Regions from separate parts of the Homo sapiens genome. Here region 1 is linked to region 2. Evidence: chromatin loops called from intact Hi-C (ENCODE). Cell type or tissue: heart left ventricle. All regions are shown on one strand. Links, peaks and the distances in the headings refer to the core of each region. The heading gives the core; the rest is flanking DNA.

Region 1 (15,438 bases), core at 4,185-9,184, 47 kb after region 2:
GGGAAGGAATTCTTATTTCTGTCTTACTGAGGAGGCTCAGGGAAGTAACTTGTATAAAGAGCAGAACTTGTCCAAGATCACCAGCGTGCTGGTCAACAGCAGAGCTTGTCCAAGATCACCAGCGTGCTGGTCAACAGCTGAGCTTGTCCAACATCAGCAGAGCGCTGGTCAAGATCAGAGCTGGGATTTCAATCCAGGTCTCTCTTATCTCTAAGCCCATTCTTTTACTCTGTACCATGTCTTACCAAAGGTCAACAATTTTTTTCTTATGAAAAGAGTTTCAACTACCATTAAAGCCAAACACTATTCAAAATATCTGGGAGCTTGGAAGAAGGGGCACAGTAAAGATGGGGGCCAGGGCTTTGGGGTCCAATGGGCAAGTGTAGTCCCTTATTAGATGCAATTTTGGGCAAATCACTTAACCAGTCTCTCTCTCTCTTTTTTTTTTTTCTTGAGACAAAGTCTCGCTCTGTCTCCCAAGCTGGAGTACAGTGGCGTGATCTCGGCTCATTGCAATCTCCACTTCCTGGGTTAAAGTGATTCTCCCACCTCAGCCTCTCCAGTAGCTGGGATTACAGGCACACACCCCCATGCCTGGCTAGTTTTTGTATTTTTAGTAGAGACAGGGTTTCACCATGTTGGCCAGGCTGGTCTTGAACTCCTGACCTCAAGTGATCTGCCCACCTTGGCCTCCTAAAGTGCTGGGATTACAGGCATGAGCCACTGTGCCCCGCCTTTTTAAAAAAATCTTTTCTTTTTTGTTTGAGACTGAGTTTCACTCTGTTGCCCAGACTGGAGTGCAGTGTCGTGATCTTGGCTCACTGCAAGCTCCACCTCCCAGGTTCAAGCTATTCTCCCGCCTCAGCCTCCCGAGTAGCTGGGATTACAGGCACACGCCACCACGCCTGGCTACTTTTTGTATTTTTAGTAGAGAGGGGGTTTCACCACGTTGGCCAGACTGGTCTTGAACTCCTGACCTCAGGCGATCCACCCGCCTCGGCCTCCCAAAGTGCTGGGATTACAGGCGTGAGCCAGCACGCTCGGCCTCACTTAGCCATTCTCTCAATACTTGATTTCCTCATCTGAATTATAGGAAAAAGACCAGAATATCATAAAGGGTTGTGGGGAGGAGCTAATGTACTTAGCAAATGGCATATGGTACACGGCAGTATTGCTTACTTTTCCCCCAGCCCTTGCTGAGCACCAGGCAGCGCTCTCATCACTTTATATATATTAACTCAACCCTCACAACAACCCCAAGAGGTAGAGATGATTACAATTCCCATTTTGTATGACGAGACAAAGCACAAAGATATTAAAAACTTACCAAGGACACTAAGGGCTGGCAGTTGGAGCCTGCAATTTACCGCCAAACCCACACACTTCACCACCATCTTCTCCTGCTTACGGCAGATGGTTATGACAGTGGTGTTGATGTTGGAAATTCATCCTTCAAGGCTCAGCTCAGGCATCTTTCAGGGAAGTGCTGCCGAGCAACCTCTCTGCTGGCTGAGCTGGCTGCTCCCACAGCTCTTCCGGCTCACAGCAAACGCTCCTGACTCCTCTACCTGTCTATGCGCACCTGGCAAGCAGGATCTGGTCCTCTCCTCTCTGTACGCTTGGCACCCAGCACAGAGCGAGCATCCTGCCACTGCCGAATGAATCGATGAGCAAGGAAGCATGGGCTCCCTTCACACTGGGCAAAGGAAAGCCCTATACCCCTTTGGGCCAGTCTACATAGGGGTTTAATTACTATCTAAAGATAACTAGTGAGTACTGGCCTTAATACCTAGGTGATGAAATGATCTGTGCAACAAACTTTCACATGTACCCCTCAACCTAAAATAAAAGTTAAGAAAAGTCTAAAAGTCACTTATTTTTTCCCAGGTTCCATCGTTTGAACTATTTTAAATGAAGCAGGCCACCTGGATATGCCATGATCTTTGTCTCAAAATGAACAAACACTTGTAAATGTCATTCAGAGAAGACAGATACAAAAGCCCTTCATAGGCCACCACGTCTCAGGATTCCAATCACATCAGCTTGGCAGATAGGGTGGAATTAGATTTTTCTTAAAAGGAAACTGAGGCAACAAGGGTACCGATTTCAAGCTGTCAATGTGTTCTGCTATTGTTCTGAAGTGAATCTTCAATATTCAGTCCAAGAAAGAAAAATGAACTTGTCAGGCATTTCCCCCCTTCACTGTCTGGTCTATGAACTCCTACTCATCCCTTAAAACCCACTGTTGACATAACACCTGTGAAGCCTATCCTGCTCTCTCAAATGGAGTTAATCTCTCCCCCTTCTGGGTCACTTGAACAGGCTTCTATTTGCACTTAACACCTGCACTGAGAGTTCTCCGCACGCCTCTCCCTCTTAGCATGAAGGGCAAAGACAGTGTTCTGTTCACTCATGTTTCTAGCTCAGTGCCAGGATGAGGGTAGGAGCTCAGTAACACACAATGAATTGAATGCAAAAACGCTGTCACACAAAGACAGAACCATACTCAAATCTGGGTGTTTCATCTCCAGTATCAAGGGCAGGATCTAACCAGTGGGCTCAACTTAGCTCAGAGTGCTAGAGGGTTGCTGCATCAAAAATAATGTCTACTAACTTTCTTTTTTGTCCAATTTTTAAACTGTGTTAAGATACATATAGCATAAAATTTACTGCCGATTATTTTTAAGTGTACGGTTAGTTCAGTGATATTACATGCATTCATACTATTGTGTAACCATTATCACCATCTATCTCCAGAACTCTTTTCATCTTGTAAAACTGAAATTCTGTAGGCCTGAAATAATAACTCCCCATTTCCCTCTCCTCCCAGCACCTGGCAACCACCTGTCCACTGTCTGTCTCTATGATTTTGACTACGTTCCTCGTACAAGTAGAATCATATACTATTCGTTCTTCTGTGACTGGCTAAATGTATGTAGCATAATGTCCTCCAGGTTCATCCATGGTGTAGCATGTGTCAGAATTTCCTCTCTTTTTAAGGCTGTGTAATATTCCATTATTTGTATATACCACATTTTGTTATCCACTCATCTGTGGATGGACACCTGGGTTGCTTCCACATTTTAGCTATTGTGAATAGTGCTGCTCTGAACATGGGTACCAAATATAACATGGGTATACAGATATCTCTTTGAGACCCTCCTTGCTTTCAATTCCTTTGGGTATATATTCAGTAGTGAAACTGCAGGATCATATGGCGACTGTATTTTTAGTTTTTTGAGGAACCATCATACTGTTTTCCACAGCAGCCATACAATTTTACATTCCCATCAACAGTACCCAAAGGTTCTGTGACGGTTAATACTGAGTGTCAACTTGATTGAATTGAAAGATGCAAAGTATTGATCCTGGGTGTGTCTGTGAGGGTGTTGTCAAAAACCATTAACATTTGAGTCAGTGGGCTGGGGAAGGCAGATCCACCCTTAATCTGGTGGGCACCATCTAATCAGCTGCCAGTGAATATAAAGCAGGCAGGAAAACGTGAAAAGGAGAGATGGGCCTAGCCTCCCAGCCTACATCTTTCTCTCGTGCTAGATTGTTTCCTAGCCTTGAAGATCAGACTCCAAGTTCTTCAGTTTTGGGACTCAGACTGGCTCTCCTTGCTCCTCAGCTTGCAAACAGCCTATCGTGGGACCTTGTGATAGTGTAAGTTAATACTTAATAAACTCCCCTTTATATATATATATCTCTCCTATTGGTTCTGTCCCTCTAGATAACCCTAATACAGGCTCCATATCTCTATCTCTATCTCCTATTAGTTCTGTCCCTTTAGAGAACCCTGACTATAATACAGGCTCCATATCTATATATCTATATCTACATATATATCTCCTGTTAGTTCTGTCCCTCTAGAGAACCCTGACTAATACAGGCTCCATATCTCTATCTCCTGTTAGTTCTGTCCCTCTAGAGAACCCTGACTATAATACAGGCTCCATATATCTATATCTATATCTACATCTATATCTACATATGTATGTCCTGTTAGTTCTGTCCCTCTAGAGAACCCTAATACAGGTTCTAATTTCTGAGTCCTTTTTAACACTTGTTATTTTCTGCTTTTTTAACAGTAGCCATCTTAATGGGTGTGAGGTGGTATCTCATTGTCATTCTGATTTGATTTCCTGAATGATTAGTGATGAACATATGCTTATTGGCCATTTGTACATTTTCTTTGGAGAAATATCGAGTCAGGTCTTTTGCCTATGTTTGAATCAGTTGTTTGTTCTTCTGTTGTTGAGTTTTAGGAATTCTCTATATAGTCTGGATGTTAATCCCTTACTAGATATATGCTTTAAAAACATTTTCACCCATTCTGTGGGTTACCTTTTTAAGCTGTTGACATTGTCTTTTTGATAGACAAAATTTTTAAGTTTTCATGAAGTCCAATTTGTCTAGTTTTTCTTTCGTAGCCTGTGCCTTTGGTGTCATAGCCAAGAAGCCATTGCTAAAACCAGTGTCGTGAAGCTTTTGCCCAATGTTTTCTTCCACAGGTTTTCATAGTTTTAGGTCTTAAATTTAGGTCTTGATCTATTTTGAGCCCACTAACTTTCTAACATGGCTACAGAGAAACATTTCTGAGCAACATGAATAACTTTCTAAAAATTATTTAGGGGGAGTAGTGAGCAGACAGACTGAAGCTCAGTTCCCAGCTTTGCAAGATCTAGCCGTGACCATGGCTGCTATGATGAAGCCTTAGTTTGCTCATTGATTTAGCAGGGATAATACCACTCACCTCTTAGGCTTTTTGGGGAGAGTACATTAAATATCATTATGTCAGGTGCTTCACATAATACCTGGCAGGTGGTCAGTGCTTTGAGATGGAGGTTATCTACGGCATGCTATCTACAGAAGCGCAGTGTTAAGATGATGGACTTAGGAGTTAGTCAGATGGATTTGAGACCTGAATATCAGCCATGTGACCTTGGCATAGTCAACTACTCTCTTTATGCCTCTGTCTCCTTATTCATCAAAGTGGAACAACAGCAATATCTTTTTAGATGGTTTCAAGGAATAGCTGGGAGTGTATTTAAGAGTACTTCGCACAGCCCCTGGCACTGGTATGCCCTCAACAAATGGCTTCAAAGAGCCATGGAAATCTTTAACATCAGTCTTCATCTTCTGCCTGCAACCTCTTAACACTCAGCCCATTTCTGTAACAGCCACCAATGTTATCTATGAGCTCTTGAAAGGCTGCCAGGCAGATGACTTTAAATAGCAGCATCTGGCCAGTCTTGAGCTCATCGGACTCACGTAAAACTCACATATCAGCATTGAGAAGGTATAGATTACATTCAGAGGAGATTCTCCTTGAAATGTACCCTGAAAAACTTCAAGTGCAACTAGCTGTCTAATGCCTGATACTTTCTGATACTATGACATCCTCCCTTCCCTTTTCCCACCCCTGTAGGCCAGCATAGTCTTTCTAAAATGCTGATTGGATTCTGTGTTTCTAATGACTAGAGCTCCAGTGCATCTCCCCATCACCAACAGGTCTTCTGCCTCAGGAGGGCTTGATGGTCAATGAGTCTGAGACACACTGGGTTAAGCCAAGTTCAGTCTGGGCAATGGCTGAGGGTCCTGTCGGGTCTTTATCGTTCCCTGTGTGCTTCTGACAGGGGAACTGAGTCATCTGTACTCCCAGGGTCTTGGCTCTTTTTATTCAAAGAATACCCATTTCTACCAGTTTGAAAAACATTGGCCATACTCCTTTGAAAGGAACTTCTATGATTCTGAGGTTTTTCACAAGCCTTCCTTTCTGGTTTTATCGTTCTCTTTGCTTCTTTCTCAGCCCACTTCCATGCTGCAAGCACACAGAAATGATCATTTTGCCCCAGTAGGCTGTGCCGTCTATTCTTGAGCATTTCAGCCTGGAATGAGTTGCCCTTCGCCATCTGGTGAAACTGCACTCGCCCTTCGAGGTCCCGCCAAAATATCCCCTCCTCTGGGACACCTGCCCCTCACCTCATCTCACCTACCCTACCCTGTTGTACTTTAACAAGGGATGACTTCTTGACTCTCTTTTCACCCCCACTGGGAGGTAAGCTCCTGGAAGGCAGGACCATGAATGGTTTGTCTTTGTATACCTGACACTAGGCCTGCACGGGATGCATGCTTATAACATTGACCAAATGCTCACAGAACATCAGAAGGAGCCACTGGAAAATGACAGAGTGTTTTTAAGTCTGATTTAAATGTCTTAGGTTTTATACAGTTAAAAAATTTTTCATTTCTCAGAATATAAATCCTTAGCATCTGACTACAAATTCTTAGTGGATTTCAGAACATCATGTACTTTCTGCTCTACTGAATACAGAATCTGAGGGAGGCAGAGCCATGGGTCTTTGGAGACCTGCTGACCCCGTGCTGTCATTTTAAAGACGAAGAAACTGAAGCCCAGAGAAGAGAGGCGCTCAGGCAGGGCCGGCACTCCTGATGCCCAGGCCAGCAGTTCCCTACAGCTCTGTGGACTACCAAGGCAGTTCTTCAGGGGCATGGAGGTGACCAATCAGGGCCTCACAATCCAAATGCCTCCCCATGCCTAGCTAAGCTGAAGAGAACTTCTCCATAATGACACCAACATGTTCTGCTTGGTAATTATGGACCCAACAGTCACGATGAACCACAGCACATACAGAAAAGACTACAAGAAAGCGGCGACAGCATGACACAAGAACCCACCCCCCTTGTAAAAGAAGAGTTTTGCTGGTGTTCACTCTTAATGTTAAATAATGAAGTCTTTAGACAGTCACATATTTCTGCAAGATAACTCTGAAGGAACTCCGTGATAATTTGGCATCAATACCCAACTTATGTTACCTAACATATTTTAGCAGCTACAACTCCCTGCGTGAGATATTCTATATGGACAGATCTATGGTGATTGGTAAATTACAATATGTACAAGTACAAATGCTTCTAGGAAATGGGGCTTTATGTAAATATGTGATATTTTGTACAGAATCCATGCTACTTACTTACATACACAGGTTGCTATAGTGGAGATGTAAACAGATATACCTTGGAGAAGATAATGTTTGTCTTTAAAGTGACTTGGGCTTATTTCTTCTTTAAACAATGGATTGCGAAGTGGGATTCACAAGCACCCTCCACATTTTGAGGCATGTAGGCAACATAGCTTTAAAAGAGTTAACATATCCCTACCAGAAGTCCTAACAAATTGAATCTTATTTAATTAGATATTGTATTTGGGGGGAAAAATGAAATAAAATTATTTCATTAACTAAACCAAACTCCCTTAAAGGCAACAATATGTTCCTCTCTGTCAGGACAGAATGGAATGAAATCTTTATTTTAATTGGGGTCAGATGAGGAGCCATTTGGCTTCAGATGCTTTGTTTATCAGCCCTGAGCTTTATGGCTGAACCGGAACGTGAAATATTCCATTACACAACCGTTCCACTTAAAAGCCCACTTTCCCAATGATTTTTCATATGTTAAATGCTGTAAATATAGCCCAAACTAGCTTTGAAATTTAGAAATAGAATATTTAAAGGTCCCCCAGCGACACGAGGCTCTCGGATGGCCTTGGGTCAGAGATGCTATTTCTTCTCTTCAACAACGTGGCCTCCCTTAGACAAGTGCCCTGTGATCAAGAGGAGCAGGCTAGCAATGCCATCCTCTGTGCCGCTGCTCCTCAACGTGAGTGAGTGTGCCCCCTTCATGCGCCTGAGCCGAAAGTTTCCAGAAATGATAAGCATTCACCAAACACCTCCGAGAGCCCACACAGTATGGTGATTAAGAGCAAGGACTTTGGAGCTAGACATTTTGCATTACAATTCTGACCTTAATGCTTCCTAGCTGTGTTACCTTGGGCAAATCAATTAACTTTTCTGTGCTTTAGTTTTTTCATCTGCACAACAGAAAAAATAATATTATTTACCTCACAGGGTGGTTGTGAGGATTAAATGAGTAATATGTATAAAGTGCTTTAATTAGTGCCCCGCACGGAGTAAGCACTATTTAAGAATTATTGGCCAGGCAGTGGCTCACGCCTGTAATCCCAGAACTTTGGGTGGCCGAAGTGGGCGGATCACTAGGTCAAGAGATCGAGACCATCCTGGGCAACATGGTGAAACCTTGTCTCTACTAAAAATACAAACATTAGCTGGGCATGGTGGCGTGCACCTGTAGTCCCAGCTACTTGGGAGGCTGAGGCAGGAAAATCAATTGAACCAGGGAGGCGGAGGTTGCAGTGAGCCGAGATCGTGCCATTGCACTCCAGCCTGGTGACAGAGTGAGACTCTGTCTCAAAAAAAAAAAAAAAAAAAAAAAAGAATTATTACTATGATGATTATTAATAAGTGTATCCACATTTATCCTCATAACAACTTACAGAGATTAGGGTAATTATGACTGTTTCACAAACGAGGAAATAGGCTCAGAGAGATTAAATTACCTGTACAGGGTCACATAGCCAGAAAGTCACAGGAGTGGGGTTGAACCCAGGTTTGTCTTCAGTCCAGGGTTCTTCCCACCAAAAGATGTTGCTTTGAGGGCAAACAGAATAAACACATATTCAAGCTTCAGAACCCAGAGATGGCTCAAAATTTCCTTATGCTCTTTCAAAAAAAGGCTGGGCACAGTGGCTTAACGCCTATAATCACAGCACTTTGGGATGCTGAGGCAGGCAGATAACTTGAGGTCAGGAGTTTGAGACCAGCCTGGCCAACATGGTGAAACTCAGTCTCTACTAAAAACAATACAAAAATTAGCTGGGCATGGTGGCACGTGCCTGTAATCCCAGCTACTTGGGAGGCTGAGGCACGAGAATAGCTTGAACCTGGGAGATGGGGGTTGCAGTGAGCTAAGATTGTACCATTGCACTCCAGCCTGGGCGACAGAGTGAGACTCCGTCTCAAAAAGACAAAGAAAGAAAGAAAGAAAAGAAACATAATATTTTTACACGGGTAACTGTGCTAAGAGGAACAAGGTTGTTGTAACCACTACTGTTTTTCTTATGAGATCTAGAACTTCTGGCCAAAAAGGAATTCTAAATAGATCTTATTATATACAAAAGGATGACCTAAGTCATCTGATGTAGTAAATGATCTGAATTTTAAAGTTTGCATCTTTATAATCACTGAGGCTAACAATAGTTATAATTAGCAGACCAACTCATTCATTAGGCAGTTATGTGCAAGGTTCTAGGCTGAGAGCCCTTCCAGATATGTGAGATTACAAGTTCTCCCTCCCAAGTAGACTAAAGCAGAAAATTTTAACATAAGAATTACTTTTTGCTGGGCACAGTGGCTCACGCCTGTAATCCCAGCACTTTGGGAGGCCGAGGGGGGCAGCTCGCTTAAACCCAGGAGTTTGAGACCAGTCTGGGCAACATAGCGGGACCCTCATCTCTTAAAAAAAAAAAAAAAGAAAATTAGCCAGGCGTGGTTGCAGACTCCTGCAGCCCTCAGCTACTTGGGGGGCTGAGGCTGTAGTGAGCCATGATCAGGCCACTGCACTGCAGCCTGGGCAATGGGAGTGAGAACCTATCTCAAAATAAATAAATAAATAAATAAATAAATAAATATTTTTTGTCTTAAAATTACTAGTGTTCAGAGAGTTAAAAGACAGTTTCCATTGCTACTGTGAAGCTTTGACTTTATTCAGTTCCTCTTAAAATGCATTGACTCAGAAAACAACTTGCTTTTTATCTTTCAAGTTCTAGCATCAAAATCCATCTAGAGTTTCAGTATTCTTTTTCAAGCACATCGGCGATGGGTTAATGGTGACATTATCTGACAGCTCCCAGATAACACAGGCAAAGAGAGATGGGACTCATCAAGAAACACCGCCTCAGCTAGACTTAGTAAGTCCAGAGCCAGTGTTATACAAGACAAGGCTCCTAAAATGAAACTGGAAAAGTAGCAAAAGTTTTGGCAAAAAGCACATTTTTAACTTTCGTTTTTGGTGATGACAACGGGATCATATTGTCCGGACCTGATAGGACAGAGTCAAATTCCACTGTGTCTTTGCCATTTGCATTCATACATGCTTACAGAAAATACAGCCATTTTAAATTAAATGCATTATTCATGGTTCGTAAATTCTAAGACGACACCCATGAAGATATCTCTAAGCATTTTCCCATCTTCTGTGAAATGTGCTGTTCTAGAAACTGTAATAAAATGAGCTGTTTCTGCAACTTCACAGCAGGTATTTTGATTTGATGATAATCACTTTTCTTTACAATTTTCTTGTAATTGTGCCATGATCTTTTGACAAATAAAAAAAGACAAGTGGACATCCACATGTGTGTAATTCGCTAATTGCACATCTTCAGTGAGGAAAAATGCTTGTTTTAAAAGTTATTCTCTTAACCACAGAGTTCAAAGTGAACGTGGCATGAACATCTAAATAAATATCAAGGAAGTGTCAAAGGTAACTGAGGAGAGATCAGGTGAAGTGTGAAGTGTTAATTGTATCTAAAAAAAAGTATAAAAGAATAGAGGGAAAAGACAGATATACTGAATTCCCAATTATCATAATGTTGTCTTTTTCCTAACACATTTTCAAACTTGAAAAGAACACTGAAGCCAGAGGAATTCAGAGCAGAGTACCCCCGGCTGTGTCCTCCAAATATCTCACACTCTGTGTGCACACAGTTTATTTAAATACAAAATAAAATTATGACTTACAAAATGCACATGTACGTCACCATACAAAATCAGCCTCTAGAAGGCACCGTGAAGGAATGGAACATGAAACGAAGAAGGAAAGAAAGAGAGAGGAAGAGGCCCTGTGCCTCTGCTTGATCTGATATACTAGGGGCACTGTCTTAAAGGTGAGTAGGGGATGGCTCACATGATCATCCTCACACTCAAACACAAGCCCGTACACACAGAGCAGCTGCAAAATTAAGATGGCTCATGGATACTGAATGTACTGTGGACAAATTTTGGCTCTGAGGGAAAAGAAGCGAGGCAAACAAGACTTCGCAGAAGACGTTCTCACCAACAGAAAGCACGAGATGGGACACCTGGCTTTCCTGGACAGTACATGGAGTTGGAGAGTCAGACAGGTCTGTCTTCTAAATTGCCACTTGCTAGCTGACTAAGCCTGTCTGAACCTCAGGTTCTGTAAAGAGCGAGGAGAAATACTGGGAAGGGCTGCTGGGAGCATTAGGGGTCACGTAGCATAGCGTCTTACACAGGAGAGGTGCTCTTGCACCATCTTCCTTTATGGCCTCGTTTTTGAGCCTTCTCTCTGGGTCACAGATGGATGGCACATCCCCAGTGAACATGCAAGAAAGGTCACTTGCATTTTCAGTCCTTTACTACTCTTGGGTGGCACCAAGCAAGCCCCTCAAATTATAGAAGAGCCTGAACATGAGATGAGAGCTTTCCAATTCTCCAGCTCCAGGCCAGACTTTCCTCCTGAACTGCAAGACCTGTTCTATCCATTGTATGCTGGATGCTTACACTTGGAGGACCCACATGTTTCTCAAACTCCACACTCCAATCCTGAACACTTCTTTCCCCCACCCTTTGGCCTGCTGCATTCTTGACCTCAGGCAAGGAAATCTCCACTGACTGACTCATTGGATTCTATGACCAGGGTCATCTCCAATGCCTCTATCTCCTTCTCCTTATTTCTGAGAAGTTGCCTACCTCAGATGAACCTACCTGTAAGGTGTCGACAAGACATCTCTGCCTCCTCATGCCTTGTCATTCCTCTCCTGGACGAGAAAGCTGTCCCCTTCAAAGACTTGGCTCAAAAATACAGAGTAATGTCCTATGACTGCACTGCCCGCCATGGCCCCAGCAGTGCGGCCTGCCCTGTGAGTCGCGCCTTCCCACTTCTCTGCTGTAGCCCAGGAAAACACAGTCGCTACACAACCTCCTCCTCATCTCTCACCACCGTGGAGTTCCTCAAAGGCAGAGATGACCTCTTATTGATCCTTGTGCTCCTTGTATTACCCCAGAGCTGGACCCAGAGTGGGTGTCTAGGCAAGTGGGTTGAACCTGTTGATTACATCTTTATACATGTTATGCGGTCATATGAACTCATCTGATAAAGGGAAATACACAATAGAATGATCAGTGTGAGCACACAAGGACACATCCCCAACTGTGTCCCATCACAACAGGATACAGAGGGGAAACATTTGTGTGGCACTTTCCATTTTAAGCAGCATGTATGCACCTGCCATTTTTTGTGAATAGCAGCCACATGAGATGGGCAGAGAAGGGACTGGTGTTCCCATTCTACAGGTGAGGAAGTTTGGAGGAGGAAAGTGACCTGTATGGGGGCACACAGCACAGGTGGTAGAGTGAGATGTGACCCAGGCCTTTTAGACTCCATACCACAGGCCATCCCCTGCCATGTCACTCTCTGCAACTAGAAATGCAGAAGCCTCAGTTCCTGCTCACAGTTCAGCCAAAGGTACCCACTGCTTCCAAGGATAGGAGATGTGGCCTTGAGGCTTTCTTAACACAGAAGGTGGAGGAGCAGAAAGGGGATGCTTTACACTAAAATAAGAAAACATTCCTAAAAACAGGAGCATTTCAAAGATGGAAAGGTTGCTTCAGAAGGAAGTAAGTTCCCTGGCACCAGAGGTATGCAAGAGAAGCTGGAAAGCCTCATGGGAGGATGTTGTAGGGGAGACTCGAGCATGGAATAGGCAATAAGGCCACACAATCCTTCCAGTCTTGGGATTCTCAGATGCAAAATGTTGCTTAGGAAAACACTGTGACCTCAGAACAGGCCCAGAAGCAGGCTGTGCAGAGGCCAGCTACATTCCCCTCCTTCTTCTGATTCCCAAACCTCCATGCATCCCTCAAGGCCCCAGATATCCCCACTCCTAGGAAGACTTCCCAGAGTCCCTCTCTGGGTAGGGACTTCTGCCATGCTTCCACAGTCCTATGCAGGTAACTCTTCAGTTAAGGGCTCAGATGTCTGAGGCCTTCGAACTTGGGCTCCAGTCCTGGCTCTGGCATCAGAAGGGTGGCTTTGGGGAAGCTACTTCACTGTCCTGAGCCTAGGCTATGGTGAGGATCTGAGGGCTAACACAGCGGGGGTGCTAGGTGCCATGTCAGGCACAGAGTCAGTGCTCAGGAAGCACCTGCTGCCACAGTGCACAGTGCAGTTGCCTGTTGCACGGGACTAGACTGTGCTGGGAACAAGAAGCATGTCCGATTTAACTCAGAATCCCTGTCTCATCCCCAGCACAGGGCTGAGGACAGCAGCTGCTCGGTCACTGTTGGCTGAGGATGGTGAAGTTAGCAATCAACTGACCACCATAGCAGCAGCACAAGGCCTGGCTTCAGGGCTGGACACTTATGAGCTCTGAATGCCAGAAAAAATCATCTCATATTTCCACTACTCAGTTTCTCCCATTGAAAAACGTGACTGATGCTAGTATTTGCACCCCCACCCACTTCCAGTTTGCCGTGAGCATTACAGAAGGCTTTGTGAACCACAGAGTGCCAAGCCAACAACAGCTACTGAATGTTGCAGCGCCAGGCGGGAATGGGGACAGGAGAGACAGAAGAGCTGCAGCCCAGCTTGGCTGGGGGTTGCAGGGATTGTCTGTGGTCCAGTGTCCCTTGGCTCCCAAAACAAAACCCAGCAGTTATCAGGGTCTCGTGACTTGAGGGTCTCCACTCTGCTTACATGTGGAAGCCGTGTGCAGTCAATCACAAGGGGAACCAAAATCAGAGAGGAAAATGACAAAGGGAGAGAGGAGAAGAATACAGAGGATCGAGTAGGTCACCGTGTTCCTGGAAACTAAAAGCTCCAAACAAGAACCAGCAGAATGGCAAAAAGGCAAACAGGTGATCAAAGGCAAAAGAACAAAATGCAGGCCAGGAAGTCAGTGCCAAAGAATTGATTAGTCAAACATATGAATCTCTCATGCTGCAGCGGAAATATCACAGCCCCGGCTCCTCACTGTGGAGCCCTCTCCTCATAATAGGAGATATGAAGAGGCCGGGGAATAAAGCAACTTTCATTTTTCCTCCGTGAATGCAGAGGGCCAGGCCCCATGAGGACCTCGCCTTGTGCTGGCTTCGAGGGGGAGCGTGGCCCCTGGCCATGGGAGTGGGGTGCGACTGAATGGGCTGGCACTCGGCTCACTTCACTTGAAAGCTCCGAGGCCTCTATAGATGCAGGTCTCGGGCAAGAACAGCATCCTGGGACTTGGACTTGGAGATTCAAATGAGGAGAGGTGAGTGTCCTCCTCAGCATCGTGGGGACTAGAGTTCCTTCGCGGCACTTTTCAGTGCTCCTTCCTGCTGCACGGTCCCACTGGCTATTCTGCAGCCAGCACTGACAGAGCGTCACAGACCTCCCCAAAGCAGGAGCCAGAAGCCTAGTGGCATGGATGCAACTGGAAGCTTCTCGAATATGTGGGGTGGGCATGTGCATAAGTTTGGCTGGCCGCCTTAAAGAACTGAAGGTGACTTGGGACAGTGGAAGGAGGGGCAGATTTGGAGTCAGCAGACACTGGTTCAAATACCAGCTTTGCTGGTAATGGTTGAAATTCCTCTACCTCTCTGAGTCTCAGTTTCCTAAGCTGGAAAATGGGGATAATAATACGTGCCCTTAAGGGCTGCTGTGAGGATTAAATTAAATGAGATGTGAGGGTGTCTGAAAGCGTGTCTGCCTCACAGATGTGCAACTCAGGTAAAAGACATGCTACCATATCTTAAAACAGTCTCAGAATTCTGGAAGCCAGAAAAAGAGATACATAACCTGTAGCTCTTCTCTGAATATGCTATAGGAATGTGGATCGTTCAAGTTGATTACTACCGAAATGTCATTCAAGGCCTGTTTACCTGTTGGCCCTTCTTCTCCGGAGTCCGGTGAGGTGGCCATGGCCTGACCTCTGGGTGGAAGGGCTCCTCTGTTGACTGTGATTCTCAGGGCAGCCCGGTCCTCCTTGTTCACCCCACACCCACACGAGAATCAGCCTGGCACACTGAATGGAGCTCAGGCTTCAGAGCCAGAGACTGAGATTGGAAGCCCCAGCCTCCCACTGACTCACTGTGATAAAAGGTCTGTTTCTAAGTCCTCTTTATACGTCGGATGCATGTTACTCAAACTTTCAAGTAAGAAACACTTTTTAGGGTGGGTCCCAGAGGACAGGTGAGATCCTACAGAACCGAGGCACTGGAATTTTCTCTACAGACTTGAGTGCTATCCTTTAATTTTCTCAGTTGAGATCGGCACATCTTTCCCTGGTTGCTAAGAGGACACACCAAGGCCCAGGGTCTGAGGACGCCAGAGCGGGAAGAGCCGCTGGGTGTCATACAATCCATCTCTTCCTTTCACTGCTGGAAGCACTGAGGACCAAAAGAGGGATTGGAAGAACTGCTTTGGGTTGATGCTGCCCTGTTCTGGGCCCAAAGACAGCATCATACCAAGACTTGCTCTTGATGACTGACAGGAAGCAGC
Region 2 (15,438 bases), core at 5,077-10,076:
TCCCATTTTTGCATGATCTTTTGCCTGCATGAAAAATTAATTTAAGTTAAGATTCCCTTTCTGTTTCCAGCAGGGACTATGCTTGATTTCAGTCCATCGAGAATCACCTTCTCTGATTACTAGAAAAAGGAAGGAAAAATGGGATCATCAAGTCGAAAACATAATGGCTATGAAAACAAATACAACGGTAAAAGGTTAAAAAAAAACCCTTAAAGAGGCTGCAGAGATTTTATTTTCTGCATTTTGATGGCACAGATTTTTTTTTTCTTTCCGTTCCAAAGCCCTTCTTCTGCTCTCTATAATTATTTATCTCAGCAGCCTGGTGACAGCTACCAGTAAGAGTACGGCAGCCGTATTTCTGGCTGGAAGATTCAGAATATCCATTCTATTTCACCAGGGCAGGGCCCCAGGACCAATTTTCTGCCCAGGCTGAATGGCCGGAACAGACACATTGCTGGGTTTCTACAGTGCCATTTCCTAAATCTCATTTTGGCAGACACCCTGGCTTTGATTTCAGGTCATTTTAGACCTGTGTGGTTCTGCTGGCAGCCACCCATCCTGCTAAAATAACTACAGCTTAAGCACAGAGAGGACTAACAAAATTAAAAATGGAAATAAAATAAAACCACCCCGCTTCAGTGGCTCACGGTCAAATTAGCAAGCAAGAGAAGTCACAAGAAAAAATACTTGATGCTTGTGAAAGATGAAGCACCGGGAACAGATGTGCTCTCCTATTTTCACTCCGCTGTGGACACGAGTCTTACAAATAATGCATTTCCTATAGGGCAGTGATCAGAGAGATGATGAAGAATTTGGGACAAAAATTAAGTGGTGTATGCCACCACGAACACGCTTCAGGAAACTGCAAAGGAGCTGCTTTATTTTGACCCAATAATGGGGATTCCTGCAGGAAGGCTTTGCCAGACACCAGATAGACCATGCTTCCGGGTCTCAGAAACAGAGGCAGGGTGCAGCCACCTAGTCTACATTTTAAAAGCTAAAACCAGTAGCCTCCCATTTCTCTACTGTGGCAAATGTGAGCACCAACACTATAAATTAAAAATGTCACTGAACCAGTTATAATAATCTGCTAAATAATTTGAAGAACATTGAGACCTTCAGGAAAGAGCTCAGCAGCCTGAGTCATCTCTGCAATAGAGGACAAGGTATACTTAAGAGTCTCATCGCTTGGCTGGGTGCAGCAGCTCATGCTGGTAATCCCAGCACTTTGGGAGGCCGAGGCAGGAGGATTGCTTGAGCCCAGGAGTTCAAGACCAGCCTGGGTAACATACTGAGACCTGTCTCTCCAAAAAAAAAAAAAAGCCAGGCGTGGTGGTGCACACCTGTAGTCCTAGCTACTGGGGAGGCTGAGGTGGGAGGATTGCTTGAGCCCTGGAGGTCAAGGCCTCAGTGAGCTGTGATTGCACCACTGCACTCCAGCCTGGGCAACAGAGCAAGACCCAGTTTCAAAAGTAAGTAAATAAATAAAGAGTCTCATCATGCTAAGGGACTGATCTGTTTTGGCTCCTGACAGCAAGACCAGTACTTACGAACTTGTAGACAGTCTTCATGGCCGGATTTGCTTTGGTCTTTACAGTATTCAGAATTGCTCCACTTCCTTTCTATAATAAAAATGTCAATTAGCAATTTGGGCTGAAGACAGAGTCATCCAACACCAACAAAGACTGCTTCTCTTCAATCGAGTTAAGCAACATTTCAAAGGTATGTAAATGCACATCGAGAAATAGGCCTGGATGATAACTGGTCCCTGCCAGTCAGTTATGGTCATGACAGAAGGACTCTCGGTGGGAGCTGTGGGTGGGTGTGTATGGACTGGGGATGAGGAGTGTGAATTGATGGAAGGAGACTCTAGACTCAGTGCTCTGCTTGGCACCTGTTCCCTGGCTGGAGGGAACTGCATCACAGGCTGCCTAAGGCAAGGGCTTCCCTATGGGCATCTGTGGCTTTTCAAGATATTCTAGTTACCACGGATGACACTCAGGTAAGTTTAATAACCGTGGACTCCATAGCTGACACCAAGCCGGGGCAGAAAGTGGGGCCCTGATCAGCCAGGATCGTTGGGAAATACATTGCCCTCACCGTGCAACTTCCTTTTCTTTCCTTGGTTTTCTGTGGTGTTTTTTTAAATCTCTCTGGTAGGCTGCCTTCCTTAACATCTAAATCTTGAAAAAAGGAAAGAATGAATAGCCACAAATGTTCACCATGGCTTTAGTTAAATCCAACACAGCAATTTCTCGCTCACTTTCTTTAGGAGCAAAAGTGGGAGGAAGGAGGAGGGAAGGCCTTCCCGCTCCTAAAAGAGGCAGTGGAGGGACCTGAAGTGCACAGGGCACGTTTTCATAGCTGTCCGTGAATCCATTTCTCAGTCTCATCCCTGCAGACACGTCGTGAGGGTTCTGAAGACACCAGGCCAAGGGAGGCCTGATCTCTGCCTTCCAAAACCTCCAGCTGGAGAGGCAGGACAGCACAGTAAATAATTACAACAGCGTGTGATGACGGCTGTAATGGCTGTGTGCACAGGGAGCGTGGAGACTTGGAAGATCAGGGAAGGCCTTGGAGGATGAAACACTGGACCTGGTCCATGAAGGATAAATAGGAGTTGATGTAGGAGACGGGAGGAGAACATTCTAGGGACAGGAAATAGCACAAAAAAGAAAGTGCAGAAGCTGAAAAGCCATGGCGTATGCTGTAACAAGTGGCTGCTGTACTGCGCCATGACACACTCCCATGAGTGTATCATCAGAGAAGCATTAACTGAGGCTGGGAGGCCAGATGGGGCCAGCTCGTGAAGGGCCCGGAATGCCAGGCTAAGGGGTCTACACTACAGAGCGTTTTTAATCAAATTCATCACAGAATCAGGTCTGTGGTGGTTTAAAAAAACTGATTCGTATGGAGAGAGGCTGGAACCAGTGGGTACCTAAGAGAATAAGATACAGTAATGTAATTATCGGTCTTAACTTTTAGCACAATTTTTGGTAACTGCCCACATTAGAAATTTTGAGCTTTAATTAAAAACATTACAATTTGACCTAGAAAGCATTCTATGTTGTAGGACAATGGGAAATTTTCACCCACTCATTTATTCCATACTGCTTTCCAAAATTACTCAGTATCCCATTTAAATGGTCCTTTGGAGTATTGAAACTCCCTTTATCAATCAATCAACAAGTCCTTATTACTCCTCTCTGATTTGCCAAGTGCTGTGTTTGGCCATACAAGAGGAACAAAGGAAGTCTTTCATGAAGGAATTGCTTACTCTCCGCCAACTGCAGCCACTTCCAAGGGACTCGCCTGGCAGCAGTGCACTGACGCATTAGCAGGAGGGAACACTTATCACTTGATGCTGGAGTTGCCTGCTTCGTGCCCGCCTCCCCAGCAAGACAGGGAGCTCCCCCAGGGCAGGGCCTGTACCCTGCTCCCTGCTGCATCCCCAGTACCCAGCAGGGTGCCTGGCACACAGTAGGCCTTCAGGACACCTCAATTATAAACTGATGGAAGGGAAAGGCAAGATTTCGAATTCTTTAGAGACGTTGGAAGCCCTATGCCCCTGGCTCCTGACACATCAAGACACCTCACAACAACAGTCAACCTCCCAGTGATGTGTTCCCCATCTTCCCAGGAGCTTTGCTGTGAAAGAGGTTACACAGCAGCAATTTTTGGTTTGCCCATGATCATGACAATTGCTCTGGCCCTAGAAGGAGAACCCCCCGAATGCTCTAAGACAGCAACATTCCATTCAGCTCTCCTTGGCTGGTTTCCTGCAGAGGAGGAAGCCTCTCATGCCTTTTTCAGCCCCCACCAAGTGATGGCTTTGGACAATCCCACCCTTCTAGTCTCCATCTGGCATGAGAAGAGCCTGGCTTTACAAACAAAGGCATCTCCAGCAGAGAGAATGGAGTGCTCCAGGATGGAAGGGGAAGCACAGGGAAGCGGAAGGCTGCCAGGAAGCTAAGGAGGGAGTCCAGGGGGCTCTGAATTGGGTGCATGCTTACCCGGACAGTGGAGAGCCACTGATGGTACAGTTTGTCACTGCCTGGGGAAAGAGAATTCAGAGAAGCTGTCACTTAAAGAGGTGATTTGTCCTTGGGAGTCCTTAAAATTGCTTTTTTTTTTTTTTTTGAGATGGAGTCTCACGCTGTCTCCCAGACTGGAGTGCAGTGGTGCGATCTCAGCTCCTGGGTTCAAGCAATTCTCCTGCCTCAGTCTCCCGGATTACAGGTGCCCGCCACCACACCTGGCTAATTTTTGTATTTTTACTAGAGACGGGGTTTCACCATGTTGGCCAGGCTGGTCTCGAACTCCTGACCTCAAGTGATCCACCCGCCTTGGCCTCCCAAAGTGCTGGGATTACAGTCGTGAGCCACCACGCTTGGCCGAAATTGCTTTCAGCATTCAGGACTTGGAGAACCCGGTGGAGGGTCCCATGTCCTGTTCTTAAAGGAGGCGGCAGCGAGTCACTGCCAGAGGGTTTCCTTCTCAAACAGAGCTGATCATGCAGTACCCTGACTGCAAACTCAGCAGCCACCTCACTGCCTGCTGGCTGGAGGTCAGGCTCCGAGGCAGCCGTGCCACTCTCCTCCAGTCGCGCCTCACGGCCTCTCCATCCTGTGCTGCTGTGATGCTGCACCACCTTATGTCCCACCACGGGGAACTACTTAAGGGACCACGGGGTCCATAAACCAGCATCCTCGCAGGCCTGCAGGCCCTTGCAAATGCCGCTCCCTTGCCTAGTCACCACGCCCTACTCTCTCTGCTTAGTAAACTTGACAGCTCAGATGTGATGTCCTCTGGAGGCTTCTCCTTCCTCTGAACAGCCCTCGGGAATAGGTAACAGCCACTGAGACATCCGTACTCTGGGAAGTACTGTGAGGGGCACCAGAACAGGAACCCCCAGGGCTGTGTGTCCCATTGAAAGGACCCTGCTGGACACACATTGAACCCTCGGAGAGTGAGACAGAAAGAAAATGGATGTGCTGTTGGTAAACTCTGTTCATTTTAAATGGTGGGTCTTAACCTACTGAATAAGTGAGCTCAGTTTAACAACACCTAAAGCCTTTCTTCCTGGAACTCACATGCAACCGTTAGAACACAACTCCAGCCCAGCCTCCTTTGTCAAGCCCTCACATTACACAGCGAGGATTAACACAGCCCTAGTCTAACCGCAGCGAAATGCGTTTCTACTCCTTTTCCTGAATTGGTTTAATTTCTGATTGTCTTTAGTCATGCATTTCTCTCTCCTACCTAACACTCCTTGAGGGCAGAACTGGGTCCTCCGCTTTTTACTCTATGGGGCTCTGGACCTAGCAGGTGTTCAGGAAATGCTTATCAGTGACTGGCTATTGCTGTTTGTAGACTTCATGGTGATTTTCTTAACTGTGCTCTCCATGCAGCACAGGCTGGGAGGGCCTGCAATGTTTATAGGTGTATACTGTGCCTTGCTCTGTGAGCTTACAAACTGCCAATTGGATTATCACAGTAGTCCAGAATAGACACACACCCAGCAATAAAAGGGGGCCAGCAGCATGGGCACACACCCAGCAATAAAAGGGGGCCAGCAGCATGGGTATTATTTTGCATCTGGTTTTGCCTTCGCTGCCAAAGACTGAGGCGATGGGATTTGGAAAGAAGGTCAGACTGGGATTCAGGAGGTAGACTCAGCCACCAACACCTCTCTGGGCCTTAGATGCCTCCTCTGAAAAATGAGAAGACAAGACCTTCAGTTCTTCAGATCTGCAGGGACCAGGCACTCAACAATAATTTGTCATATTTTAAAGAAACAGGGCTGGGTATGGTGGCTCACACACCTGTAATCCCAGCACTTTGAGAGGCTGAGGCAGGTGGATCACCTGAGGTCAGGAGTTTGAGACCAGCCTGACCAACATGGCGAAACCCTGTCTCTACTAAAATACAAAAATTAGCTGGGCGTGGTGACACGTGCCTGTAATCCCAGCTACTCAGGAGTCTGAGGTGGGAGAATCACTTGAACCTGAGAGGCAGAGGTTGCAGCAGTGAGCCGAGATCGTGCCACTGCACCCCAGCCTGGACAACAGAACAAGACTCTGTCTCAAAAACAACAACAATAACAACAAAAAAAACTTACTGCACACAGTCCCCATGCCAGGAACTGTCCTGGATGACTGCACAAACCTTTCCTCATGTACTCTGATTTAATCTCAACAGGAATCCTGTGAGGTGGGACACGGTACGTACTCTCAGGACATGGATAGGAACTTTAGCTACAGAAGGGGAAATGACTCAACCAGGGTCTTGCAGCTTGTGAGGAGGCAGAGTCCTAACTTGAATCCAGGCCTCCTAACTGAATACTGCATGTGCTTCCCAGTGGACCACGCTGGCTACTACTTTAACTAGACTTTGTCTACACAGGGGAAGCAACTGATCCTAGGCTGGGCGACTTCATATGGGCCAGGGTGCATTTTGTCAGAAAACAAAGAGGAATTCTTCAAACATTTCAAGGCCAAGCTTGAAAGCAGTCTCTTCCTAAGCCCCAATAAAGGAAAAGCAAGTCACTGCCACTCCTTGTCAAATATGCCCTAAATGATAGCAGCCTGCAGCCCCGGAAGGAAAATGAGTTGCTTCTCACCAGCGTACTCGCCCATGTTGATTTCCTCTTCAAAAACATCACTGAAACCTTCGCCGGAATTGAGAAGATCTAATCGACCATCAATAAACTATAGAAAGAAGGAACAAAAGCACAACAGCTCGTACAAAGAAAAGGGGGAAAAACCATTCAGCTGGGCACCTTACTGTATCCAAGGTAGGAGTTTTCAAAAAGTAAGGTTCAACAGGCAAGTTTCTTTCTAAAATACCGGCTGCATATTTATGATAACTTGGAAAACCACACGGCAGATTTGCAAAGGGTCTGTCTGGTCAGTGACTGCTCTCTTCATCCAATCCCCCTCCCCTGAGCCTCTTTTGCCTGGGGCCTGAGTCCCATCCATGCCTGCGGCCTCAGTACTTAGAGTGGAGACAGCTGCAGAAATCCCCGCCAGGGAGCCAGACCCAGGCCAGACCAGGGAGGGAGGCACCTGCTTGAAGAGCTGCAGCTGTGTGGCGTTCTGCAGGAACTGCCTCATGGCTCCGGAGCGGTAGTGGGACACGAAGGCTTCCTCACAGAAAGTGATCGGCTCCTCCTGGGAAGTGCAGAGGGGAGAGGTGGGTCAGTGGCACGGAGCAAGAGCCATCAGTTTTGAAATTCCTATTTGCAGAGTTTCTCCATCTGCTATTTTTTTTCTTTTCCTTTTTTTTTTTTTTGAGATGGAGTCTCACTCTGTCACCCAGGCTGGAGTACAGTGGTGCCATCTTGGCTCAGTGCAACCTCTGCCTCCCGAGTTCAAGCGATTCTCCTGCCTCAGCCTCCCGGGTAGCTGGGATTACAGCTGCCCCCCACCACAAGTGGCTAATTTTTGTAGTTTTAGTAGAGATGAGGTTTCACCATGTTGGTCAGGCTGGTCTCGAACTCCTGAACTCAAGTGATCCACCCATCTTGGCCTTCCAAAGTGCTGGGATTACAGGTGTGAGCCACCGTGCCTGGCCCCCATCTGCTAACTTTTCTAACCCTCTGATAGTTAGAAATAGCTAACTATTTCTAACTATCTATTATCTAATAATAGAAATATCTAACTATTTCTAACTAGCTAATAGTGAAGTAGCTATTATCAAGAAATTCATTTTCTTTTATGGATGAGGAAGCTGTTTCAGAGAGGAAGAGTCATCCCGCAAAGTCACAGAGAGGGTAGAAGGCAGAGCAGGAACCAACAGTCAGATTCTACACCCCACATCCCCTTCCGTACCCCAAGGGCTATTTAGGGAGACATGCCCTCCAATGTGAAGATTTCTAAACTTTTCACTTTTTTCACTTTTAGCAGCGGAACCCTTTATTCAGATAGGATTTTATGCAGAAGCAGCCCTGCTAGGCCAGGCGCGGTGGCTCATGCCTGTAATCCCAGCATTTTGGGAGGCCAAGGCAGGTGGATCACCTGAGGTTGGGAGTATAAGACCAGGCTGACCAACCTGCAGAAACCCCGTCTCTACTGAAAATACAAAATTAGCCGGGTGTGGTGGTGCATGTCTGTAATCCCAGTTACTTAGGAAAGCTGAGGCAGGAGAATCGCTTGAACCTGGAGGCAGAGGTTGCGGTGAGCCAAGATCATGCCACTGCACTCCAGCCTAGGCAATAAGAGCAAAACTCCGTCTCAAAACAAACAAACAAACAAACAAAAAAACAAAACAAAAAAACAAAAACCCAAAAATGAGCTGAGCCAAGTGTGTTGGCAGGTGCCTGTAAGCCCAGCTACTTGGGAGGCTGAGGAGAGAATTGCTTGAACCTGGGAGGCAGAGGTTGCAGTGAACTGAGATGGCGCCATTGCACTCCAGCCTGGGCAACAGAGTGAGACTCCATCTCAGAAAAAAATAAGATTTTATACAGAAGGAACCCTGTTACCTGAGTTCCATAATGCAGAGATCAGCTGCTCTGGAGGACCTGGGGGTAGAGCAGGGGTGCTGGCTGGGTTCTCCAGGCTTGGCCACCTCCTCATCCCCCAACATCCCAGGCATCTTTGCAGTCCCTAGGCCACTGGCTGTGGGACATACTTTGAAAACCATTTACACAGTGACCTTAAACAATAGCAAACTGAAATTTTAAAATAATTAAAGAACGGGGATGATCAAAAATAAAATATACTATCCAATCGATTTTATGCTTATGCTGTTTGATAAGCAAGTTTGCTTTTACCAAACCATGTTTTATGAGTCAAGAAGACGATACCCTGAGTTAAAAAAAAAAAAATCCTATCCGTATAGAGCTAACACCTCACTTTTTCTTTGAACATGTTTGGAGTGCTTATCTACACAGACAAGTCTTTAATTTCAGCGGTGTATTCTCAATTCTGAAAGATCAGACTTTCAGATCTTGAGCTGAATTAAGGGTAACACCCCACCCCCCAGCCCTGGTAGCAAACACAGAGATGTTTGAAGCTCCACTTTTATACTATTTTAATGAGTTGCATGAGTGTTAAATTTACTGTCGAGCTTCCGTAAGTTCTAAGAGTTCTTCCTGCTTAAATCTAGCCAATATTAACTCAGAAGCTGGGCAGACTTATTGCACAAGGGCTGTGAGGATGACCCAAAAATATTAGGGTAAGGAGAATATTTATTTTTATACAGTTACACCCTACCTAATTTTACAAAGGATCTGAGGCAGCTTATATGAGCATCTAAAACAACAAAGAAAAACATCAGGGCTGCCAAATACATAGATATATAAAAAGTATTTGTTTGGGAAAAAAGTAGCTGGGTATGTATGTCCTATGTGGCATCTAAGTTAAGTTACAAAATTAGCTCTGAGCTTCCTGGCTGCTGGAGCAAGAAGGAAAACAATGCAAACTTTATTTTGTGTACGAGAAAAAAACCCCACACTAGTTCCTTGGGAAAAATAGCTTTATGTGCCATTTATTACTTTGGCATGGGTTTACATCTTCCTTGCTCAACAGCTGAGAAACCAGCTAGTGATAACTAACACAAGCTCAGCTAGAATTCCATTCCTGTGGCTTGGAAGTTTTGTTCTCACTCTTGGGACCAGAGCAGGGCAATTAATTCTCTCTCCAGGTGATCTCATCCATGCACACAGCATCACTCATCCACTGATGACTCCTGACAAATCCTGGCAGCTCAGACACCTTTCCGAAGCTCTATACCCATCCATCTCAACCTCCACCTGATGGCCTGCTGGCGTCTCAAACTCAAAATAGCCTGAAACTTCCAATTACTATCCCATCAAGACTGCGCCCCAAATCTATTTTTTTCTTAACTGTCATTATCCACAGTTACCCACAGTGGACCTATCAGACTTTCTAACTCCTTCCTATTTTACCTGTGAATTGTCTCACGCTCACCCCCGGCTCTCCATCTACGCCTACCTTGGCGTAGGCCTGGACAGGCTTAAACCACGGTGGAGGTTTAACTCCACACTCCTCTCCTGTTTCGTCCCTCTTCTACTCCAGCTCTTCTGGCTAGAGTGCTTTCTAAAATGCAAATTAGACCACATCACTATCCTACTCAGGAACTCTGCATAGATGTTACCTTTGTGCGATTATTTGACTAATGTCTCTTTTTCCCACTAGACTATATGCTTCACGCAGGCCGGAATGGTGTCTGTTTTGTTCAACATTGTGCACCTGGCAACATATGTGGCACACACAAGGGCCCAATAGGGGTGAGGAAAGGGAGAGCTCCTTAACCAGCAAACGCACCCTCCCAAAGCTGACCCTGGCTTCCTTTCCTAGAGTCCTTCTGTGTCACTTTGCCTCTGCTCTTCCACATACCTCATGCTCCAAACGCATCCCATGATCACACACCACATCCTTCCTTCCTCACCTTCTTCATTGCTTTTGCCAGTTCTATTCCTTCTGCCTGGACTGTCCTCCTGACACATGCAGGCCTCTGAGTGGCAGTCACTCATCCCAGTGCCGTGTGCACTCCTGGGTGCTGGGATAGTCTTCACTGGTATCCCCTCTCACCAGGAGCTCAAGGGGCCAGAGGCTGAACTCATCTCTGTACGCCCCAGGAAGAGCCCAGCCCCTAATCAGAAGCTCAGGGATGCTGGTTAAAGAACCACGAAATGAGTTGAACCCTGCTTCCAGCCACAGGAGCCTTGTGTGGTCTCAGTGTGTCTCTGACACTGTTTGGCCTGATGGTAAAGAGGTCTCAGAGCTCGATGCCAGGCAAGTGGCACCCATGCACAGGGAGTTGAGCTGCTCCAAGGAAATGCTCACTGAAGTGGCTGGCAGTCACTCCTGGAGCTTTGGCTCAGGGTTGCCAGGAAGAAGTCTGCTGAGGGCCCGATACATTCAAGAGAGTTTGCAACCAGATTCGTAGATGAGGTAGTCTGAGGCAGAATTTAGCTGCAGGAGAGCAGAAAGAATCTCGCCTTTGGGGAGACATAAACATTTTGGGCCTGTTGTGTGCTCACGGGAGGTGATATCCCCCGGACAAGATGTCTGCGCCCTAAAAATGCAACAGGACATGGGCATGGAAGGGAAAGAGTCAGGGGAAATGTGACAAGGGGCTTTTTCTGAAAAGAGCTTAAAGAACAGCATCAGATGTGTGAATTAGACATGGGAAGAAAGTCTATCACATGGTGTAGTGTTACCAGGGTGGGGTGGGGTGGGGGGTAAAGTGTCCACAGGAGTCCAAAGAGGAAACGGCAAATTCTCCAGGGCGGCAGGTCAGAAAACATGATAAGTGGACACTTCGGCTGCGCCTGGAAGGGTGAATAGGACTTAGGTGAGCAAATCCTGTCTGTTCAGGGCCCAACTCTTCTATCTTAATCCTGCTGCAAGGCAGTGACGTTGTCACCCAGAACCATGCATAAAGGTCTGAATGGCACCAGGCACAGAGGGCTCTTTTCCCTGGAGCAACTCACCTTGTAAGACAAAGGCAATAATCATAGTTTAACTCTCTGTGAGGCACAGTGCTACGCACTTCACAACTCTTTTTAACATTCTGGAAACTTTCATGAAGTCGAAATTACACTCAAATTTTACAGAGGAATAACTGAGGTAAAGACATCTGCCCAGGTGACAGGATTCAGACATTGCAGAGTCAGGGTTAACAGCTGGTGGCTTCCCAAACCCAGGTGTGCAGCATGCATGTGGTCTACTGCAGGCCTGGCTTCTCCCTGCAGCCTCAGTCCTAAATGCTTGCCCTGAGACCTCCCTGGACAGGAGAGTTCTCTTTAAAATTGGAACCCTGGCCAGGCACGGTGGCTCACGTCTGTAATCTCAGCAATTTGGGAGGCTGAGGTGGGCGGATCACCTGTGGTCAGGAGTTCGAGACCAGCTTGATCAACATGGTGAAACCCTGTCTCTACTAAAAATACAAAAATTAGCTGGGCGTGTTGGCGCACGCCTGTAACCCCAGCTACTTGGGAGGCTGAGGCAGGAGAATCACTTGAACCCGGGAGGCGGAGGTTGCAGTCAGCCAAGATCACACCATTGCACTCCAGCCTGGGCAACAAGAGTGAAACTCCATCTCAAAAAATAAAAACAACAAAAAAAATAAAATTGGAACCCTTTAGGTTCTCCTGCACACAAAGCACCAGCCCTTCAGTGACAAACAGCTCCTGGGAGTAAACAAACCGCTGTCAAGGCTCTTTCTGCCACAGGCCCAAGGTGAGGTGCCAAGCCACTCCCACCAGCTCGTCCACCTGCGTCCTGCAAGTAAAAATGGCGGCCCCCACTCCATTGTGCATGGAGAAGAGTAAGGCAAGGTGTCTCATTATTCTCCCCTGAAGTGCTGATTTAGTTCTACGAGGCTGATTAAGCCCTTTGTCTTCTTAGGTGACATTCTAGGTGCTGGGGCTACTGGCTGATAGCAGTGTTAATTCAGGGAATTCAGGCCGTGAGTGTTCAAGCTTAGATCACATTAGCAGAGTTTTCCAAGTATGACCTGAAGGACAGTAAAACACAGCTGCTTAACCCTGTCGAGAACTTTGTTACAAAAAGACAAGTTTTACTCCTGGATTATCTTCTTGACATATGGAATCCATCGGAAACACTATCATTAATAAGTTGAATCCTTGTTAACAGGTAAAATTGGTGATTTCAAAGGTTTTTGATACTTCCAGAAATAAATGACTCTATCCACAGCATTGCTGATATTTTTATTGGCATAAAAATAAAATCTCTCATCAGATTTTTCAGCAAGTTTCCTTGTTCTGAAGACCCATAGAGTATTACATTCTTCTTTTACTGATTTAATTTTTATCAAAATTCTATGTGCACATTTATGAGATTCTTATGAGAAATGGAAAGAATCTCAGACCTCTTTATGGACCTTGCTTAACATTTAAAAGAGTTAATGTCGGCCAGGAGTAGTGGTTCACGCCTGTAATCCTGGCACTTTGGGAGGCTGAGGTGGGCGGATCAACTGATGTCAGGAGTTCAAGACCAGCCTGGCCAACATGGTGAAACCCCATCTCTACAAAAATACAAAAATTAGCCAGGCATAATGGCAGGTGCCTGTAATCCCAAATACTTGGGAGGCTGAGGCAGGAGAATCACTTGAACTCGGGAGGCAGAGGTTGCAGTGAGCCCAGATCACACCATTGCACTCCAGCCTGGGAGACAGAGCGAGACTCCAGCTCAAAAAAAAAAAAAAATTAAAAATAAAAAAACAAATAATAATAAAAAGAGCTGATGCCTGCTGGGCTTCATACCTAGGTGATGGGTTGATAGGTATAGCAAACCACCATGGCACATGTTTACCTGTGTAATAAACCTGTACATCTTGCACATGTACCCCATAACTTAAAAACAATAAAATACAAATTAAAATTAAGAAAACACATACTTTTGGAAGATCCATCCACACACCCAAACATTTTTAAAGCACTTACTATGGTCTAGGCTCTGTGTTAGGGGAATGCAAACACGAATAAAATAGAGTTGGTACAAACAGTAATAACTAAATGAGGGATGAGAAGTGGATGAAAATATAGATAATGTAAGAATGGCAGAACATTATGTTCATAGCAGCTCTACTCACATCAGCCAAAAGATGGAAGCAACCCAAGGGTTCATCTGTGGAGGAGCGGATAAACAAAGTGTGGCATATACACACAAGGGAATATTATTCAGCCCTAAAAAGTAAGAGATCTGATACATGCTGTAACATAAAGGAATCTTGAAGACATTACGTGAAGTGAAATAAGCCAGTCGCAAATAGATCAACGCTGCATGGTTCCACTTGTATGAGGTACCTAGGGTAGTCAAACTCACAGAGACAGAAAGAATGGTGCTTGCCAGTAGCTGGGGCAGGGGGAAGGGTGAGTTTTTTAATGGGTACTGAGTTTCGGTTTCGCCAGACAAAAAAACTTCTGGAGATGGAACAATGTGAATATACTTAATGCCACTAAACTGTGCACTTAAAAATAGTTAAGATGGCAAATTTTATGTATATTTAAGGACAATCAAAATTTTTAATTAAAACTTTTTTTTTAACTTAAAAAATAGAATAATGGAATATTTATAGCAGTGGAAGCTGGGAGATGGGTTCACTGACTTTGTATAAGTTTGAAATTTTCCATAATAAAAAGTTAAAAAGGCCGGGCACAATGGCTCATGCCTGTAATCCCAGCACTGTGGGAGGCCGAGGCAGGCGAATTGTCTGAGGTCAGGAGTTTGAGACCAGCCTGGCCAACATGACAAAAACCCATTTCTACTAAAAATACAAAAAAAAAAAAAAAAAAAAAAAAATTAGCCAGGCGTGGTGGTGCAAACCTGTAGTCCCAGCTACTCAGCCAGCTACTCGAGAGGCTGAGGCAGGAGAATCGCTTGAACCCGGGAGGTGGAGGTTGCAGTGAGCCAACATTGTGGCACTGCACTCCAGCCTGGGCAACAGAGCAAGACTACGTCTCAAAAAAAAGAAAAAAAAAACATTAAAAAGAAAAGCTCCTGTATCAAAGAATCCTGTCTAGTTCAGGGAGCAAATAACAACAGTACAGTGTGACAGCTAGCACACCAGAGGGCTGGTTTTTGTCTTTGATTTTTTTTTTTTTTTTTTTTTTTGGTAGAGGCATCTGTATGGAAACTTAAAACTCTGTTTCTATTTGATCAATTTAGATGACACAACATGGTGGAGTGAGAATGTGGCTTGGGTGGAAAGACCTGCATTTGAACCTTGACCCTGACTGTACTAGCTATGTGCTCTTAGGTGACTAACTTGTCCCTCCTCGTCTGTGACAATTATACAATGCCAACCTACCTCACAGGGTTGCTTTGAAGAGTAAAACAGATGATAAACAAATAGATTCTTTCACAATAGACTTTCAACAAATAACTGTTTCCCCTGAGGGTGGAGATTGGGTCTTACCAGGGCTGGCAACATAATATGCAAGACCAAATATAAAATAAATATGCAGGAAAAAAGTGCTGTTAAAATATAGAAGTGCCGAACTAAAATATAAACCTTTTTTCTTTTATGGTGTCTTTTTAGACCTATCATGATGCTTTTAAATGTACTATTTAATGTCATTATAAGAAAAAATAAAAATGTAAATTATATTGGCATGAACTTTGTCATTTAGCTTGGCCTTGTGCAATGCCAGTTTTAAATGCTAACTCATATGTACAATTGTATTTTATAGCTTGTACATGCATTTATACATTTGTATTTTGTTCTCATCAGACAGTGGAAACACTGCACAAAACTAACGCCATTGTTTTTATTTCTTTTTTTCTTTTTTAATTTTTTTAGAGATGGAGTCTCGCTCTGTCACCCAGGCTGGAGTGCAGTGGCGCGATCTCGGCTCACTACAAGCTCCACCTCAGGTTCACACCATTCTCCTGCCTCAGCCTCCTGAGTAGCTGGGACTACAGGCGCCAGCCACCACACCCGGCT

Evidence for each region. A loop is a pair of places that touch in the nucleus more often than their neighbours do. Peaks named below come from ENCODE experiments on the same cell type or tissue, not always from the same donor. Only the 100,000 strongest peaks of a DNase experiment are listed, where the experiment ranks them.
Region 1: a loop joins it to region 2, with 2.6 times the contacts of the local background. A loop is called at or near these places in 2 of 110 quality-filtered maps.

The regions. Positions count from the first base shown.
Region 1 is chr9:123,498,288-123,513,725 of GRCh38, forward strand. All of the region lies in intron 13 of DENND1A (DENN domain containing 1A), which reads right to left. Among named protein-coding and RNA genes, the nearest start is that of MIR7150, 20 kb to the left of the region's middle. In heart left ventricle, for the core only: no CTCF peak of the experiment used is centred there; no DNase peak of the experiment used is centred there.
Region 2 is chr9:123,450,726-123,466,163 of GRCh38, forward strand. DENND1A (DENN domain containing 1A) reads right to left here. Exons shown (of 24, transcript NM_001352964.2): 14 at 7,068-7,172; 15 at 6,623-6,710; 16 at 4,014-4,054; 17 at 1,551-1,622; 18 at 1-24. Among named protein-coding and RNA genes, the nearest start is that of MIR7150, 27 kb to the right of the region's middle. In heart left ventricle, for the core only: no CTCF peak of the experiment used is centred there; a DNase peak (open chromatin) is centred at 7,076.